5 separate regions of the Homo sapiens genome follow, and regions 2, 3, 4 and 5 are each linked to region 1. A link is a contact called in ENCODE Hi-C or POLR2A ChIA-PET data. All regions are on one chromosome and are shown on one strand. Each heading gives the region's core, a stretch centred on a gene start or an enhancer-like site at or near the end of the contact. The rest is flanking DNA. Distances are from core to core; before and after follow the strand shown.

What was found. A loop is a pair of places that touch in the nucleus more often than their neighbours do. ChIA-PET counts read pairs that join two places held with the same protein, here RNA polymerase II (POLR2A). Pooled maps may share reads with other maps.
Region 2: a map of CD8-positive, alpha-beta T cell shows a loop between it and region 1 (7-fold over the local background). The contact joins the promoter of TEF here to the promoter of SMDT1 in region 1. A Hi-C loop is called at or near these places in 2 of 168 maps with a recorded cell type or tissue (B cell and CD8-positive, alpha-beta T cell), 1 of 37 single-sample maps with no recorded cell type and 10 of 50 pooled maps. POLR2A ChIA-PET finds 5 or more read pairs at or near these places in 3 of 52 experiments (CD4-positive, alpha-beta T cell, GM10248 and activated B cell).
Region 3: a map of CD8-positive, alpha-beta T cell shows a loop between it and region 1 (6-fold over the local background). The contact joins the promoter of TOB2 here to the promoter of SMDT1 in region 1. A Hi-C loop is called at or near these places in 1 of 168 maps with a recorded cell type or tissue (CD8-positive, alpha-beta T cell), 2 of 37 single-sample maps with no recorded cell type and 12 of 50 pooled maps. POLR2A ChIA-PET finds 5 or more read pairs at or near these places in 3 of 52 experiments (BJ, MCF 10A and naive thymus-derived CD8-positive, alpha-beta T cell).
Region 4: a loop to region 1 is called in a pooled map, with 3 times the contacts of the local background. The contact joins the promoter of CYB5R3 here to the promoter of SMDT1 in region 1. A Hi-C loop is called at or near these places in 3 of 50 pooled maps. POLR2A ChIA-PET finds 5 or more read pairs at or near these places in 4 of 52 experiments (CD8-positive, alpha-beta memory T cell, GM10248, WTC11 and 1 more).
Region 5: POLR2A ChIA-PET joins it to region 1 with 11 read pairs in activated CD4-positive, alpha-beta T cell. The contact joins the enhancer-like site here to the promoter of SMDT1 in region 1. A Hi-C loop is called at or near these places in 1 of 37 single-sample maps with no recorded cell type and 3 of 50 pooled maps. POLR2A ChIA-PET finds 5 or more read pairs at or near these places in 2 of 52 experiments (GM12878 and activated CD4-positive, alpha-beta T cell).

Annotation. Positions count from the first base shown.
Region 1 is chr22:42,077,832-42,081,324 of GRCh38, forward strand. SMDT1 (single-pass membrane protein with aspartate rich tail 1) reads left to right here and starts at 1,869. Exons shown (of 3, transcript NM_033318.5): 1 at 1,869-2,123. The coding sequence starts at 1,938. It overlaps PHETA2 (PH domain containing endocytic trafficking adaptor 2), which reads left to right. Exons shown (of 3, transcript NM_001002034.3): 3 at 1-1,607. The coding sequence ends at 242. RefSeq lists enhancers at 1-373, 1,614-2,386 and a silencer at 1,294-1,588.
Region 2 is chr22:41,380,266-41,383,758 of GRCh38, forward strand. TEF (TEF transcription factor, PAR bZIP family member) reads left to right here and starts at 1,677. Exons shown (of 4, transcript NM_003216.4): 1 at 1,677-1,936. The coding sequence starts at 1,780. It overlaps LOC105373042 (a long non-coding RNA gene), which reads right to left and starts at 1,646. Exons shown (of 3, transcript XR_938271.3): 1 at 1,475-1,646. RefSeq lists silencers at 896-1,495, 1,526-2,225 and enhancers at 1,360-1,654, 2,436-2,515.
Region 3 is chr22:41,445,216-41,448,708 of GRCh38, forward strand. It overlaps TOB2 (transducer of ERBB2, 2), which reads right to left and starts at 1,586. Exons shown (of 2, transcript NM_016272.4): 1 at 1,164-1,586. LOC105373043 (a long non-coding RNA gene) reads left to right here and starts at 1,730. Exons shown (of 2, transcript XR_938274.2): 1 at 1,730-2,817; 2 at 2,904-3,493. RefSeq lists enhancers at 1,356-2,051, 1,798-2,047, 2,052-2,747 and a silencer at 2,618-2,717.
Region 4 is chr22:42,647,511-42,651,003 of GRCh38, forward strand. It overlaps CYB5R3 (cytochrome b5 reductase 3), which reads right to left and starts at 1,882. Exons shown (of 9, transcript NM_000398.7): 1 at 1,785-1,882. The coding sequence starts at 1,805. RefSeq lists silencers at 1,393-1,742, 1,763-1,952, 2,263-2,362 and an enhancer at 2,057-2,870.
Region 5 is chr22:42,594,808-42,598,300 of GRCh38, forward strand. POLDIP3 (DNA polymerase delta interacting protein 3) reads right to left here. Exons shown (of 9, transcript NM_032311.5): 5 at 1,379-1,558; 6 at 730-807. Among named protein-coding and RNA genes, the nearest start is that of POLDIP3, 18 kb to the right of the region's middle. Within about 2 kb of position 1,749, at least 3 of the 41 ENCODE cell types and tissues checked have a DNase peak (open chromatin) inside an H3K27ac peak, as active enhancers do.

The DNA.
Region 1 (3,493 bases), core at 619-3,118:
GCCCTGTGGGCTTGGTTGAAGAAGCGGGCAGCAGGTCTGCAGGGTGGGGGTTGGCTGAGTGGGAGCTGCAGGGCCCTGCCAGCCTCCTCCTAGGCAAGGGGCAGAGCCCTGTGTCCCCTGAGACCTCCTGCTTCTCTACCCTGCATGACTGGTATGGCCAGGAGATCGTGGAGCTGCGGCAGTGTTGGCAGAAGAGGGCCCAGGGGAGCCACTCAAAATGTGAGGAACAGGATAGGCCCTAAGTCTGGGCCCTTTGAGTCAGGAAACCAGGGCCAGTTCTTTTTCAGGAGTTAAATGTTTACCCATTTCCAAGGTTGCGTTTTGGGAGGGGACATGGGTTCTCTCCTTCCTGCTATTTAGGCATTCTCCAGGTTCGAGATCCACCCGTGTGTCTGGAAGGGACTGCGGGACCATTCCTTCCATCCTCTTTATTTCCTGAGGTCCAGAGAAGGAAGGAGACTTAGCAGCCACAGAGCAAGACCCCAATCTCCTGACTGCACTGGCCTGACTGCCCCCTCCCAGGGGATGTTAATGAAATGAAGGAAGTGGGGAATGTCACCCGAGACTGTCACAGGCTTGCCATACCTTTGGCCTACACACCGGGCTCTAGAGCCATAATTTCCAACCTGGGGAGTCTCCTGTGCACTTAAATCCGAGGTAGGCTGCAGTATCGGCTTGAAGCTCTGACACTGTCAGAGAAAGTGGATTTATTGTGTCATAGGAGTTTCTGGGACCCAGCTCTTCCTGAGAGGGGTGGGAAGATTGGGGATGGGATCCTCACTCAGCAGTCTGGGTAGGGCCCTTTGAGGCAGAGGGTCTTCGGCCAGTGAAGAGAGATTTATTCTGCTCAGAGTGCTGGGGTCCCATCCTTTCTCCCTGGCTGCCCTGTTAACAGATGGTGCTGGACCTTGCCCCGGAAGGGGCTTGTAGCTTTTTTACGTCAACGAAATGCCCTCCTGTACTCTGTCTTCAGCAGCCAACTCCTGGAGCTGCCAAGTGAGGGGTTAAAGAAGAGGTGGGGAGGCAGTGTGGCTCCCTGGGAAAAGTCTGTTGCTTTGGTTCTCAGTCCTGGGTATTCTAGGAGCTTGGACACGGGATTGCGTTTCCTGTGCTAAAATTCTCTCTCCTGGCTGGGCTCCGGTAAACTGAAGCTGCTCGAGAAATCACCTGGGAACTCTCATAGCCGTTTGTCACCCAGGGTGTACTTGCCAGGACCTCTCCTTGCTACTCTTCCCAAAGTCGGGAGGCAAAGCGGCTGGGTCACCAGAGCCTGACCATACTGACGCTCCAGGGGGAAGACGCAGAGGCCGGGAAGAGACACCCCCTCCCAAACACATAAAACTTGCCCCTTCCTAGCCTCGGCTCCCCTCACTGGGGCCTTGGGCAGGACCGACCCGCATCCAACTAGGCCTAAGGGGTAGGCTCTGAGCCTCTTACCCCTAAGAGGCGGAGATGCGCCCAAGGCGGGCGCCCGGCCTGTTCCCCAGCCCTGCCTGGAAGCCCCGCAGCCACTGCATTTTGTTTAAACACAGATAGCACGGGCCTTTCTCTTATTGCTACAGTGTTTTGTACACGGTTAAAACACTAGTAAAGCTTTTTCGTTATTACTCCTTCCGCTCCCTGGGTTTATTTCCACAACCGGCCGCTGAGGCCTGTTCTGACGGCCGGGCGGACCCAAGACCGCGGCCACGCCCAGCAGGACGCGGACTGAGGGAGCCGGGGCTGCGCCGCCACTCTCGTGACGCCACCATGCCGGCCAGTGACAAACACCTCCCTCCCGCCGCCCCAGGAGCCGCCGGCACTGCGCGAGTGGGAGGGCTGGGCTTCTCGTGTACTCCTCAAACTCTCGCGAGGCTTCGGGCGGCTTTCTTCCCGAGGGCGGCACGAGGGCTGGGCGGTGGGGTGCGGGTGCCCGGGTGAGGGGCGGAGCTGGGGGCATGGCGTCCGGAGCGGCTCGCTGGCTAGTATTGGCACCCGTCAGGTCCGGGGCTCTCCGGAGCGGGCCTAGCTTGAGGAAAGATGGCGATGTCTCCGCCGCATGGAGCGGCTCAGGCCGGAGCCTGGTACCGTCGAGGTCAGTCATCGTTACCCGCAGCGGCGCCATTTTGCCCAAACCGGTGAAAGTGAGTGTCCTCCTGGAGACGGGGCGAAGGGGCTGAGGCCAATCATTGTGGGGAGTGCGTGAGGGCGGCGCTGATTGATAGGAGCCAAGGCCAATCATAACGATTACCGTAGACTGGAAGGCGGACCAAGAATACGCTAATGAGTTGCTAATTTTGACAGGTGTGTAGAAAATGGTAGGTAGACAGAAGATGGGGGGCAAACGCTGAGGAAGTTGGCCTTTTACATTAGCTTGTCCTGAGAGGTGCGGTGCTCTGCTCCTCTGGAGTCAGAAGACTAGGCCGTGTGCTTCTAGCTTAGAGCAGTCCTGTAATCTCTGCCCTGCCTGTCTCCTAGTTTATGGGATGAAATATGAATTTTGAAAGGACTCTGTAAATAAAGGGTACGTGGGACGGGCCTCATCTTTTTATTAGTTGTCACCTAATATTTAATTCATGTGATTTACAGTCCTGATAGATGTGCAGGGAATTATTACAATCACGGGTTTTCAAATGAAGAATCGGGCTAGAGCGGTGAAGCTCGTATCCAAGGCCAGCGCTGAGGACGCAGCATCCGGGTTTCTTCCTGGTACCGTCCCCACCAGGTCCTGTCTTTTTCCAACACTGAACGCTATCACATGCTTGAGTTTTTCTAGGGAAAACGGAAACAGTCCCTTATATCAAGCGAAAGTTTGCTTTACGACTGCAGGGCTGTGTGGTGTGGGAGTTAAAAAAACAAATTCTCTTAAAGCTAGTCTAGCCTATGCTAACTCACACAATTGACTGTAGGTCCATGTTGGGAAAGACCTGCCTTATCAAAACAGTTGAAAAAAAAATTTTTTTAATTCTAGGAATACGAGAGAAATGTTGCTGAGATTTTACTGACATTCTCCCAATCCATCTAAAGTCTTTGAGTGTAAATACATGCCCACTTTCAAATACATCTGTTTCTAAAATTTTTAAATCAAATTTCTCAGGCATCAGGGAACCTGTTACTTAGTGAACTGTGTAGAATATCCCTTCACTGTACATCTTTCTGTCATCGGTTTTCGTGTATTTCGTGTTCAGGCAGAGCTCACCGTAGTCTGGCCCTCCTAGTACTGGTGCACCCGATTGCCTGTAGGGATTTAAAGTAATTAGCAGGCTGTGTCCTAACTTTAGATGTCTAGGGTGCCTTAGACTTTTCTTTCCAGTGGACTTTTCGTCCATTTTGATGGCCATAACAGTCACCTTATCTCCTTTTTTTTTTTTTTGAGACGGAGTCTCACTCTGTCACCCAGGCTGGAGTACAGTGGCACAATCTTGGCTCACTGCAGCCTCCGCCTCCCGGGTTCAAGTGATTCTTCTGCCTCAGCCTTCTGAGTAGCTGGGACTACAGGCATGTACCACCACAC
Region 2 (3,493 bases), core at 427-2,926, 700 kb before region 1:
CCTCAGCTTCCCCAGTACCTGGGATTACAGGCGCCAGCCACCATGCCCGTCTAATTATTTCTGTACTTACAGTAGTGTCGGAGTTTCGCCCTGTTGGCCAGGCTGGTCTCGAACTCCTGACCTCAGGTGATCCGCCACCTCTGCCTCCCAAAGTGCCGGGATTACAGGCGTGAGTCACCAAGCCCAGCCCCAGCAAAATTCTGATTGCATCAGCTTGATAACTTTTAGCTGGCTGTGGGTGTCTGGATCATGCATCTACCCCCTGAACCAAGGACTATCACTATACCACCCCCCCAACCCCTCCTGCTAGAAGGGCTGGGCCACTGTAGGGATGCTGGATAAACAAGCCAAGCTCTCTGCCTTCCGGGAGTTAAGCGGGGAGTCTAATGTTGCCTGGGTTTGCAGCGGAGTCTGATCTGTACTATAAAGAGGTACAAAGTTCTGAGCGCTGTTTAGGAGCAGCTTTCCATTTGTGTACCGCGCCACATATTACATTTTTACGGATTTCTGCGGAACTCCCGGGGAGGCTTTATATTTTAAGAGAGGAGGTGGTTCTCCCACAAAACGTGGCATCGGTACCTGGTGTCAAGGAGGTTTTTGTTTTCTAGGTAAAAGAAGGGAGAGTTCTAGAAAGGAAAAGAATTTCACATCTGTTTGGGACTGTGGAGATTCTCTAGCCCAACCTCTTAATTTTATGGCCGAGGAAACAAGCTCCAGTGAAGCAACCGGACTTTCCCAAGGTCATAAGCTAGTAAGTGGGAGGGCGGAAACATGTACTCGGGCCCTGGCTCAGGTCAGAGCTTCAGGAATGCTCCCTCCACGCTAGTGTTGATCTGGATGCGTGGGCAACCCGACACCCCGCTCTAGGGCGGCCAAGCCTGCTCAGGCCATCCCTACGACTTGGCAGGTCGCGGTCCCCGGCCCTGCCCTCAGGCGACCTCTGGGTCGCGTGGGAGCAGAAGTGCGGGCTAAGCTCAGCGTCCCTGCCCCGCGACCCTGGGCAGAGTCCCCAGAACAAAAAGACCCGTCCCTCCCTTCCCCTCCCGCCCCGCCACAGCCCCGCACGTGCGGCGCCTCGTGCACCGCCCCGGGCCCCGCCCCCGCCCTCCATTGGCTGTTCCCGCGCCTTCCTCCTCTGCCCCCTCCCCCCGCGACCAGACTCGGCTGCGGCTCCACGTGACCCGCGGGGGGTGGACACGCCGCGCGAGCAGGAGCTCGGATAGGTCGCTTTGGCCGGCCTGGCCGCTCCGAGCTCCGCCCCTCTTCGGTGGCGCGTCGGGAAGGTTGCAAGTCGGGGACAAGAGGGAGAGGCTGCGGTGGTTGGGGAGGGCGGGGGTTATGAAGAGGGCGGTGAAGGGGGAACACTGGTAGGAGGGAAGGGACCGCGCCGAGGAAGGCCCACCACAAAGACTCCAGCAGGCGCCAATCAGGGGACACAGGGGCGGCGGGGCGGGGCCTCCGCGAGGGTCCTCACCTGGCCCCGCACGTGTCTATCTTATCCCGGCTGCCCGACCAATCACGGCCCGAGGATCTGCGCCTGCCCCTCTCGCAGGCTGGACCAATCCAGAGCAACGATCCGGGGAAGCTGGCCTGGCCTCATGAATAATTAATGTGCCAGAGCCGGTCCGCAGGCGGGGTAGCGATGGAAGGAGGCGGGGGCGCCATTGGGCGCCTGCGCAGTAGCTGCCCGTGTCGGCAGCTGCAGCGGGTCGCACGGCTCCGGCCCATCTCGGGGGGCGGGCGGGGGAGGCGAGGTGCGCGAGCCGAGTCCGGGGCACGATGTCCGACGCGGGCGGCGGAAAGAAGCCGCCTGTGGACCCGCAGGCAGGACCCGGTCCGGGGCCGGGGCGCGCAGCTGGGGAAAGGGGCCTGTCGGGGTCCTTCCCCCTGGTCCTGAAGAAGCTGATGGAGAACCCCCCGCGCGAGGCGCGCCTCGGTGAGGGCGGGGGGGTGGTCCGCGCGGGCTGGGGGCGGGGCTTATACAGGGGCGGGGCCTCGTGAGGGCGGGGCCGGGGAGGCAGTGGGTCAGGGAGCAGTGGTCCAGCGGAGGGGGATGGGGCCTGGATGACCAGGAGCCTGGAGGACGAGGCCGGGGGGCTGAGGACAGAGGGTCAGGGGCGGGCTGAGACGGTGGGTCTGGCGGGAGAGGGTGGGGAGAGGTTTTGAGGAGGCGGAAGGGGATCGGGAGCAGTCACTTAAATGACGCTCCAGGGCCCCTCCCCCGGGGCCACCTGCATCGGAGTCACTCGGGATGCCTGTTTAAATTGCTGGTTCCTGCGCCCCACCCAATCTGCGGTCACTGGGACAGGGGTCTTGCATTTTAAGGAGCACCCCACCGCACCCCCATTATTTTCCAAGTACACCAAAGTTTAGGAAGCGCAGGCCTAGGGTAGCGAACTGTCATCGTACGTGGCCTTACCCCTCCCGGAGGGACCTGGCTTCCTCCCTGGGTGTGAGTAGCGCCAGCTACTAGGTCCAACGGGAGCCTTTCTGTTGCGGGGCTTCTGCTGAGCGGGTGGGGGGGGTGTGGGCGAGTAGTGTGAGGCGCCTTGGGAGGGGAGTTTTGGGCCAAGCAGAGAAACGATGAGGGTCAGATGAGTCCACTGAGGCCCTTCGCCTGGTTGGTTGGGGCTGACCCTTAGATTCTGGGGCCACGGCGGCAGGACTGAGCTTCATCTTTTTGCCTAGGCCAGGAACGTCACTGGGGCGTATACGGAAAGCAGGTCTGGCCTTGTTTTTCGCCCTGGGAGATGGGGTGCAGGGAGCAGCAGGAGGGCCGCCTGTGGTGGGGTTGTGGGTGCACTGAGGTATACTTTGAGTGTGAGACCTTTGCATTTCCAAGAGCCATCAGTTATTCAGGGTTTGGGAAAGGGATAGGCCTTCGAGAGTTGTCTGGCCTGGGGAATGGATTTTCCTTTTTAAAATGCCATTTCTCTTCCTTTCCTGGGTGTATGCTGAGGCTCCCATCCCTGTGGCTGTCACTGTTGAGTTATAAATAGCTTCAGCACATCAGGTGAGGCCAGCCTCTCTCCTCCTGCTTTGGGACCTCATGTGCACAAACCCTTTTGTTTGTTTTTGAGACGGTGCTTTGTTCCAAATCTGGGGCTGAGACAAGCTGCAGGGACAGGTGTACACATCTGACAGTTTCTTGTTTGAAATTACCAGGTAATAACCATCCATAACAAGAATTCTACCCGATATTCGTAGAGTGCTCGCAAAGCACGCTGACATCATCTTATTTCATTAACAGTCCTAGAGGGTATTCTCCCCTCTTCCCAGATGAGGAAAATTGAGGCTCAGGGAGGTGAGGGTGCTTCCTCAAGGTCACACAGCTATAACTTTTGACCCTCAGTTTGGTGCTCTTTCTACTGTATCATGCTGGCAGCCACTGTTGCATGACCTGAGTGATGGACTAGTCCTTTATCTCTTACAATTTAAAATTCCACCTTACAAAAACACTGATTTAAAGTATCCTTTATTGCTTAGGCCAGGC
Region 3 (3,493 bases), core at 336-2,835, 630 kb before region 1:
GACACCTGAGCATCTTCTCATACTAAAATTCTGTGTGTCTCCTCCCATTGCAAGGTCTGCTTTACGACCAGACTTACCAGATCCTCGGCAAGCTCCCCCGCTGGGTGTTAAACCTCCTTAATCCTTCCTCCCACACAAGCTTCTTTCCCCCTATGCTTCACGGAGGGATGGGGGTAGAAGCCCAAGAAAGCAATAGGATTGTTTTTCTGCCGGAAAATCAGAGATGAAGGACCCATTCCCAGGGTACGGTGGGTAAGAAGGAGAAAAAGACCGTTTAGATACGGAGTAGCACCAGAGACTGGCCTCCACCCGTCCCCAAGCTGAAGCTTGCTGTGCGGGGTTCTGGTTTCTCCTGGGGGAGGGAGAGGGCCTGCCGGCTGTGCCTCCTCTCTGCACCCTCCTTCCCCTCCCAGATTTCTGGTGGTCAAGGGCACAGTTCATCCTCCGGACAGGAGGGGAAGGAGTTTGGGGGTAGGGCCCCACCTCGCAGGCACCTTACCAAGATAAGCAGAATCCACTCACTGGCACTGCTCTAAGGGTACTTTTTTCTGCCCAATTTTCCATTAAAACACTTAAGAGTATAAAGAGCTCAGCCGAAACGGTGAACTCTGGCTCAGTGGCCCAAGGACAATCTCCACTGACCTGTCCCGTCGCCAAAGGGGGTGTCCACCCTCCACCCTTCAGGCTCCACAGAGCCAGAAATAGAGTCTATTAACAATTACCACCCCCCTTCCCTGCACACGGGAAAAGAAGCAGAAAAACAAGGCCTGGATCCCCTTCCTTCCTCGGATTTATTTAACGGTGGGGGGAGTTATGTTTCTTTGGAGAACAAGGAAGATCTAGCGAGTAGCTAGGATATAAAGAACCGGGGGAGGCGGGGAAGGGAGGAAATGCACCCCACCCAGGAGAGGGCCACTCTTGGAACTGGGAGAAAAAGGAGCTCTTGGGCACCCCAGGAGCACAGATGGCGTGAGAAGAGGAGCTGGGGAAAGTGGGGTCTGGAGGGAAGCTGGATGGGGAAAGAAAATGCTGGCCAGGCGGGGAGGGAGCGGCAGCAACGTGGAGAGTCCAGCAAAGCGGGAGTGGGGCGGGGTGGAAGAGGTAGTCCGGCCGGCTGGGTCTCGGGGCGGGCCCCCCGCCCGCACGCCCCCCAACTCACTCACTCGGGTCTCCGCGGCGGCGGGGCGCTCTACCGGCCGCGGGGCGGCTTCTCCCTCCAGGGTGGCCTGAGCGCGGGGCGGAGGTCGCTCTCCTTTCCTTCCCGGGCGTCGCCGGGCCAGGGGACCGAAGTCCTTTTCGTCGTTGAGGGTTGGGGGACGAAGCAGGGGGCTATGGACTATGACTCTCAATAATTTCTTTCAGCTCTTAGGAGGTCGGGCTCGGCAGCGGGGGGCCCGAGGGCGGGCGGGCGGACTAGCGGCGACGACGCGGGGATGGCGGATCGGAGGGTGGTTCGTGTCGCGCAACGGCAGACGGTATGGGCTGTCGCCGGCAGACGGTCCTGCCCTCCTGGCCCCGCGTCGCCCGAGCCACGGCTTGCCTCAGCCAACAACCCGCACCTTCCCGCGCCCCGGCCCGAAGTGAGCAAAGTCAATGAAAAGTTTCACCCTTAGCAACCCTGCGCACGGATCCGGCTTCCCCACCCCTGCGTGATGCGTCCCTCCGCCCTGCAGGGGCGGGGCCAGGGCCCGGCCGGGACTACTTCCCAGCCAGCCCCGCGCCTCAGCTCGCTGGTATCTCGCGGAGCAGCTCCTGTGCCCTTCTGTGCTCGCCGGTCGTGCGTCCGGCTCCCCGTCTTCCCCTCCCTGTCACAGCGCCGCGCCGCACTCCTTTCCTTCATTCCCATACCACTCTGAACTTGTGCGCGTCGTGTGAGGTGTTCTCCCAGGGGCGCTCCGTGAGGGCCGGGGACCACCTGGGGCCGGGTTGCTCACGAGCCGGGCACAGTGCACTCTCCCTTTAGTTGTGTTTGGGGGACGAGTATCGCGGGGGAGGGGAGGGAGTCACCATGCCCGCCGGAAACCCCCCGCTGAGTCGTCCGCCCTGCACCTGCCTCGGAGCCCATGGTTCGGACGTTTGCCCGAGCCGTTTCCCGGGGCCTTCCCTCCAGCTCCGAGCGTCTGGCCGTGTCCGCGGCGATAGCATCGCCCCGTTACGGCCTCTGCGGGAGGGGGAACTGAGGGGACGACGCGGGCTCTGGAAACATTTCGGACCCGTTTCGGGCAGGCATGAGTCTTCCGAGCGCCTTGTGATTCCTCGGGGGGCTCAACGTCGAAAGAAAGGCGAGGGAGACTCTGGGGCCTGGGCCACGCTGTGCGGGAGTAAGAGGAGCCGAGGACGAGGCTGACGGCCGTGAAACTAGCCGAGTGCCACAAAGGACCTTCCCCTCACCGCCTCTGGCGCTCCTTTCCTTGCAGCCTGGAGGGCCGGCTCTGGCTCTGCGCAGGCGCGCGGGCGCAGCCCCTCTCCCAACTCTTGTTTGCTCTTTCTGGCCAGCGACCCCAGTGTGGGGCACGCGGGAGAGCCCCACATTTCTTCTAGTCGCAGTCCCGCCGGCGTGGGGTGGCCCCTGACCGTGCAACGGGCGCAAGGCTCGCACCCACTACGGCCCCTCGGGCGGCGGAGCGAGGCTCCGCGAACCCGGGACTGGGCGCGCCAGGCCCGCGCGCTGAGGCCCCCTCCCCCGGCTCTGGCCACGCGGGCTGCTCTGCCTCTGTGAGTGTGCGGGACACAGAGCCAGGGGGAGGGAGGGCCGTGTTCTGCGGTCACAGGCAGACAGGAGTGCCGGAAGATGCAGTCTGGAGCCCCCGGGGGACTGTGAGTGAGGTCTTCTCCCCGGTCCCTCCTTAGATCTCCCATTTCCCAGTTCTCCCCTCCCGCCCACACCTTTTTTGTCATTCCAGACGGTTCCGGCCCAGCAGCAGCCGCCATCCCCACGTTGGGTGGCGAGATCCGAAAGTTTCCAGCTACGAACAGTTTGCTTTTTTTTTTTCCTTGATCGCTTTTTTTGGCAAGGGCGGAGAGCACCAGTAGCGTGGGGGGTTTAAATGCACTTTCCCTGAATGCAACAGAGAAATGCCGGGCTGGAGGGCAAACTCCACCGGGACAGGGAGGCGGGAGATAGCCTGAGCGCCCCCCCATCCCCCACACTCTGAGCGTCGCAACCCCGGGGGCACCTCCAGGGACTACTTGCCTTGTGCGTCAGCGAGTGACAGCGTCACACACACGCCCCCTCCCGCACATGCCCGCTGCACCCTCCCTTTCCCCCTCCCCTTCCCTTCTCTCTTTTCCCCTAGCTCTTCCCACCAGGCAGAGAGGCTCAGCCGACCCACACGCTCCCAGAGCACTGAAAGCTAAAAATATAGCCGGTGTGTTAGCAACAGCCTTCCCATTGGTCGGGGGAAAGGGAGAAGCGGTGTCTGATTGGGTTTAGGATCCAGCCGCTAAGACTGGGCCCTTGGGAGTGTGCGTTTGCGCCAGCGGGCACGGCAAG
Region 4 (3,493 bases), core at 632-3,131, 570 kb after region 1:
GCTGAGGCAGGTGGATCATCTGAGGTCAGGAGTTCGGGACCAGCTTGGCCAAGATGGCGAAGCCCAGGTGTGATGGCGAGTGCCTGTAATCCCAGCTACTTGGGAGGCTGAGGCAGGAGAATTGCTGGAGCCCAGGAAGTGGAGGTTGCAGTGAGCTGAGATCATGCCACTGCACTCCAACCTGGGTGACAGAGAGAGACTCCATCTCAAAAAAAAAAAACTTAGCCAGGCATATTGGCACGTGCCTGTACTCAGGACACTGAGGTAGAAGGATCACTTGTGCCCAAGAGGTTGAGGCTGCAGTGAGCTATGATCGCGCCACTGCACTACTGTCTGGGTGAGAGACTCTTCTCAAAAAAGAAAAAAGAAAAAAGAAATGTATGGAGCAGCCAGGTGCAGGGGACGTGGCCATAAATCCAACCACCAGCTGGAAGGTATGGAACACCACCAAAAACAGCAGGGAAGGGTTGGGTGGAGACCAGGGGAAGCTTTAGAGACACAGGCAGGACATTTCAACAATAAAGGAGGCAGATGCTTTCTGGGGAAAAATGGGCCGGGTGTTGCATGGAGGTTGGGGTGATGCCCACAGGTTCACCCTGGCCAAGGTTGCCTGGGGTCTGAACATCCCGAAGTTCTGGGTTGGGCCACACTTTCCTTAGCAACCACCCAAGCCAAGAGGCCTTTTGCCTGGATCCCCAAGGAGGAGACTCCAGGTCCTCCCCAAGGAGGGAGGACCCAGGTGCCCTCCAAGTGGCAGATGCCAGGCATAGAGGTAGAGGTGGAGGTGGAGGAGCACTGGGCTGATTCCTCCTGTGCCAGCCTCCCCACGCCTAGCGGGTCACAGTTGACAGGAGAGCTGCCCTCTGCAGCCGCAGCCTCCACATGTCCACACAGACTCAAGCCTCCAGCCTCACCATGGTCAACTTTTGAGAAACTGGGGAGAGGAGGTGGCCTGGGGGGAAGGGAAGGTGGCTCTAGGCCAGCCCAGGAGTGACAGCAGCAGAGTGGACTTTGAAACCCCATGGAGCAGGCTCCTTCCGGCGGCAGCGTTGTGGGACGGTGGCCAAGACTAGTTTGCATTTCCCCATCTGTGAAATGGGGCAAACAGCACTGACACCGCAAAGTGTGAGGTCCCCAGCACAGCTTGCAGGGTCAGTGGGAGCCTGGCCTTGATGGGAGCCTGGCCCACTGAGCATTGGGAGGATGCCCCCGTGTCATCCGGGTTCTGTTCCTTGTTGCTAAACGTGCAAAACCCTCTGACATAGTGACATCGCACACACACACACGTTCAGTCGCAGTCAGTGACATCGCCCATTCACATACTCCCGTACACACACACACACCCCATCACACGTTTCCATGCCCGCCCTTCACACCCACGGTCACACTCACACACACATTCACTCTCAAGCCATTCACACGCTCGCTCACACACTCACACTCAGCGGCACACACGCTCACAACCACGGGTCCCTCCAGCAGCCAAGGCCCCACGGCGGCCAGGGCAGGGCCCAGGTGCCCCCGGGTGCTGGGCTCTGGCGCGCCCCCCGGGCAGGAGGGCTGGGTCCCCGCTGCAGACTGCCAGGGCGTAAGTAGCGGTCACCACGTAGCTCGCCCAGGCCCTTGTGGGGTGGGGTGGGGCGCGGCGGGCTGGGCGGGCGAAGTGGGTGCGGCCGGGTGCGGCCCGGGTCCCGCGTCACCTCCCGCAGGCCAGCCCGCCCCCTCGCCGCCGGGTCCCAGTCCCTCGCGACGCCCCGCGGCCCCGGCGCCCCCTCCCCGCCTACCGTGCTGAGCTGGGCCCCCATGGTGGCCCCGCGCCGCGCTCGCTCTGTCGCCGCCGCCGCCGCCGCCGAGACCGTCGCGCCCGGGCCCGCGTCACTCCGGAGCAGGGGCGGGGCCGAGGGGCCAGGCGGGCGCGCGGGGCGGGGCGGGCGCGGGGGCGGGGACCGGGTCGCTCCGCCTGCTTCTGCCGGGGATGGAGACTGGGAACTGGGGATGCGGCCCTCTGCGCTCCGAGCTCTCCCGCCGCTGTGCTGCCCCGCGCGGGACGGTGGCCTCTCTGGGCCTCGTTCGCCGCCATAAAGGAAGCAAGATGGCGCCCCCCGGATGGGAGCGAGAATAAGAGGCGGAATCTTCCCCCGGCCTCCGAGACTGCAGGGGCCGGTCCTGCCTGGCCTGGCCTGGGCCTGTGCCTGCAGCTGCTCAGCGCGGCCCTTCCCCGGGCCTTTGAATTTGTAGTTCCCTGGGCAGCACTGTTCCCAGCTGCCTCGGGCCGGGTTAAATGCTGCGGTCTCAGCACGGCCCGCCCGGAGCCTCCTCGCCGGCGGCGCCTCCGCTCCCCACGCCATTGTCCCACTGTGGAGTGATCTTTGTCCCACTTAGCTGAAGGCCTCCTGCGTGTTTCCCCCACTCCCACCCCATCCCAGTGGACTGTGCGCTCCCGGAGGGCAAGGCCCTATCTGGTTTGAAGTCCCGTACATCCCCAGAGCCTAGCCACACAGAGCCTAGCATATAGTAGGTGCTCAATAAATACCTTTTTTTTTTTTTTTTTTTTTGGTAAAGCAGGGTCTCACTCTTGCCCAGACTGGAATGCAGGAGCCTGATCACAGCTCACTTTAGCCTCAACCTCCCAGGCTCAAGTGTTCCTCCTGCCTCAACCTCCTGAGTAGCTGGGCACATGCCACCACGTCCGGCTAATTGTTTTTTTTTTTGAGACGCAGTTTCGCTCTTGTTGCCCAGGCTGGTATGCATTGACGCGATCTCGGCTCACCGCAAACTCCGCCTCCAGGGTTCAACAGATCCTCCTGCCTCAGCCTCCCGAAATTACAGGCATGTGCCACCACATCTGGCTAACCAGCTAATCTTTTTTTTTTTTTTTTTTTTTTTTTTTTTGAGACAGAGTCTCGCCCTGTCCCCCAGGCTGGAATGCAGTGGCGCCATTTCGGCTCAATGCAAGCTCCGCCTCCAGGGTTCACGCCATTCTCAGCCTCCCGAGTAGCTGGCACTACAGGCACCCCACCGCGCCCGGCTAATTTTTTGTATTTTCAGTAGGGACGGGGTTTCACCGTGTTAGCGAGGATGGTCTCGATCTCCTGACCTCGTGATCCGCCCGCCTCGGCCTCCCAAAGTGCTGGGATTACAGGCGTGAGCCACCGCGCCCGGCCTAATTTTGTATTTTTAGTAGAGACGGTGTTTCAACATGTTGGTGAGGCTGGTCTCGAACTTCCGACCTCAGGTGATCCACCTGCCTCGGCTTCCCAAAGTGCCGGGATTACAGGTGGGAACTACCGCGCCCGGCCATTTTTGCATTTTTTTGTAGAGACGGGTTTCACTATGTTGCCCAGGCTGGTCCGGAACTCCTGGGTTCAAGCCATCCTCCCACCTTGGCCTCCCAAAGTGCTGGGATTATAAGCGTGAGCCACGATGAGCAGCCTAAATACTTGTTGAATGGATGAATTTGACAGACAGTGGGCACCTTCTCTGTGTAGGCTCA
Region 5 (3,493 bases), core at 499-2,998, 520 kb after region 1:
TCCATCTCACTTCTTTCACTTTGGAATCATCTTGTAATACCTCCAAAGGACACAGGAAAACACAACTATTGGATACTGCCCAGTGGGACTAAAGGATCCCATTTAGGACCCATTATAGCATAGATATCCCCTGACTCTGAGATTCAGGCCAGGCACCTGGCCTTGGCTAGAAGCTGTGCAGAAGAGTGAAGCAGCTGGGCTGACTGCTATTGTTTGAAAGGTCCGATTCCAGGGGTGGCCCTTGGCTGGCATCTGAGAACTCGGATCTCAGGAGGGCTCCTGCCACCCCACAGTTCACTGTGCCTGGACTGTGCAAACAACATGGTTTCTGCTCAACAGCTGCTTTCCCTCTGGGAGTCTGGAATTTTAGTACATGCTACACAGAGAATGCCGAAGTGACCAGCCCCCAGTAAAACCTTTGGGTACTGAGTCTTTAATGAGCTTCCCTGGTGTCACATGTATTGTCACAACTTGCTGCGAGTTGCACCCAGCATCCTGTGCGACTCTGCTGGGAGGGGCCTCTGGAGGCTTGTGCCTCGTTTCCCCCCGACTTCACCCCATGAGCCATTTGCTCTGCATCCTTTTGCTGTCATTAGTCTCAGCCCTGAGCGTGACTATATGCTGAGTCTGGTGAGTCCTAGCAGTCATCAAACCTGAGGGTGGGTCTTAAGAGACCTTTGCCACAGAGGCAGTTTGAGATTTAAATGTTTGGTAGGTCACAGTACTTACAACAATGTCCTCCTCAGTGACTCGAGGGTGCAGATTATTCACAGTCATCTTGGTGCCTTCCAATGGGCTGAGAACAGGCTGCCACACAGACAAGAGCATTACCAGAAGCCAGATGGCTGATAAGCATTCCCACAACAGAAATTCCTCCAGGCACGTGACTAGGAAGGCCCAGAGGAAAGCTCCATGGAGAGTTACCACAAATGGGCCCCCTGAACTTCAGTGTCCACTACACCCCCCATCACTCTATGCTAAAAGCATGGACCCTCTCCCATCTCCCAAATACGCAAGCCTCTCAGGCCCTGAGCCTCTACCTGGAAGGCTACTCATGCTTCCAGACCCACTCAGCTAAAAGAGCCCTTTTTCCCAGACTTCCCAACTGGAATGAGATAATCTGTCCTCAGCCCTCCTAATAGCTTTCTTCTGAGAGAGTCTAACATATCACCAGATACCGCAATCTCTCAGCAGGTCTGCCGTCCCCACTAGCCTGCAAGGTCTTTGAGGGTAAGAGTCCCTAGGTCTTGGTTTGCTCATCTGTAGAATGGGGGTGGCAATGCCCACCTCACAAAGGCGTTGTGGGGAACACAATGAGGTACATATAAGCATACAGCCCTCCTGACCCCAACTGCTGCAGTCACCACCATCACCTCACCTCAGCAGCTGGCAGCTCTTTGGGGGGTTCTTCCTTGTTCACCAGTGTCCGGGACATGTTGGTCAAGGCTTTTGTTCGAATAGAGGAAGGGAGAGCAGGAGCTGTGTATGCATCATTCTGAACCACTTTGGTGAGAGGGAGGGCCTTGGACATGGAAAGCTTGGAACTGCTTAGCCCAGCCTAAACGAAGAGACAGAAAAGAATCTGAGAAGCCAGACCTGCAATGTTCTGAAGAAGCCCCAAGAGGTTGACAACTTGCTGAGAGCATGAACCCTCGATGCCTCCCAGCTCTCTAATTCTATTAGAGGTCTGGAGCCAAAAAGGCTGCCGGCTGCCAGTGACATCCCATAGGGAAGGGGCAGGGGGAGAGAAAAACACACAGCCTGAACGCGCACTCACAGAAGCCACTCCCCACAGTGCTAGAAGCTCTTGGCAGGAAGCTTCCATACAGCCCTGACCTGGAAAATTACCCAGGAGCCACAGGCTCACCCACACCACTTAGACTTTCTAAAAATTCTACAATATGAGGCTGGTCAGAAGGCCAAAAGCTTGGCCAGGCATAGTGGATCACATCTGCCATCCCAGCACTTTGGGAGGCTGAGGTGAGAGGACTGCTTGAGGCCAGGAGTTCAAGACCAACCTGGGCAACACAGTGAGACCTCATCTCTATAAAAAATGTAAAAGAGCTGCTCTGCCTGTGGAGTAGCCATTCTTTTATTCCTTTGTTTTCTTAATAAAGCTGCTTTTGCTTACAAAAAAAAAAATTAAAAGGCCAAAAGCTTGAGGCCAAGTTCATTCCCAGATATGCTTCTATCACAATGTGCTGATCACCACTCTTAAGAAGGCCCAGAATTCAGTGTTTTGGTTCCTCTTCTGGCCATCCAGAGGAACCACACACAGCCTTGGCCTCATCAGCTCCGACTGTCAGGGACACTCGGGCATTTGGCAGTGCAGATCACCAAAAACAGCCCCTCCATCTGGATGTGGTCCCTTGGAAACAAAACTCCCCTGTATTAATGTGTCTGAGGAAAAAGGTGCATAAAGCAGAAGTGACGGGGGCCCTGCTGATTTAGGGCAGTGTTTACAGGCACTGACCCAGGGCAGGGAGAAAGGAGGAACGCAGCGGCCAGAGAGGCACATCAGAGCATGGGCACGGGCAATTCACCACGCTCCTCCAAGTCTGGGTGAAGCAGCGTCATCCCCATGCTGAATTCCACATTCCTCATGTGGAATTCTGCGTCTCCAGAGCTGGGACAGCACAGTGACTCCACACAGGGCCCTGAGAGCGAGACTGCTCGGGCTCCATTCCTAGATCCACTGCTTCTCATCAGCTGGGTGATGTTGAACAGGCTTATTTCACCTCTCCATGCCTGTCCCTCATCCATCAACGAGGGTAATCAACAGTACCCATCTCACAGGGTACAAGACGCATGAGTATAAATATGGCATTTATTCAATTAGGGTATCAAATAGGGATAGAGACTCACTGAGCAAGCTGATAGTTCCCTTGATAGCAGACTTGAGCAGTCTAATTACTGGAAAGGCCTGGTCCCTTTGTAAAGAAACAAACTGGCATCATTCAGCTTCACGACCTCTTTTTTTTTTTTTTTTTTGAGACGGAGTCTCGCCCTGTCACCCAGGCTGGAGTGCAGTGGCGCAATCTTGGCTCACTGCAACCTCCACCTCGGGGTTCAAACAATTCTCCTGCCTCAGCCTCCCGAGCAGCTGGGATTACAGGCACGCGCCATCATGCCCAGCTAATTTTTTATTTTTAGTAGAGACGGGATTTCACCATGTTGCCAAGCTGGTCTCCAACTCCTGACCTCAGGTAATCTGCCCACCTCAGCCTCCCAAAGTGCTGGGATTACAGGCGTGAGCCACCACGCCGAGCCAGCTTCATGTTTCTTTTTTTTTTGAGACAGAGTCTCACTCTGTCGCCCAGGCTGGAGTGCAGTGGCACAATCTCGGCTCACTGTAAGCTCTGCCTCCCAGGTTCACACCATTCTCCTGCCTCAGCCTCCCGAGTAGCTGGGACTGCAGGTGCCCGCCACCACACCCCGGATATTTTTTTTTTTTTTTTTTTTGAGACAGAGTCTCGCTCTGTCGCCCAGGCTG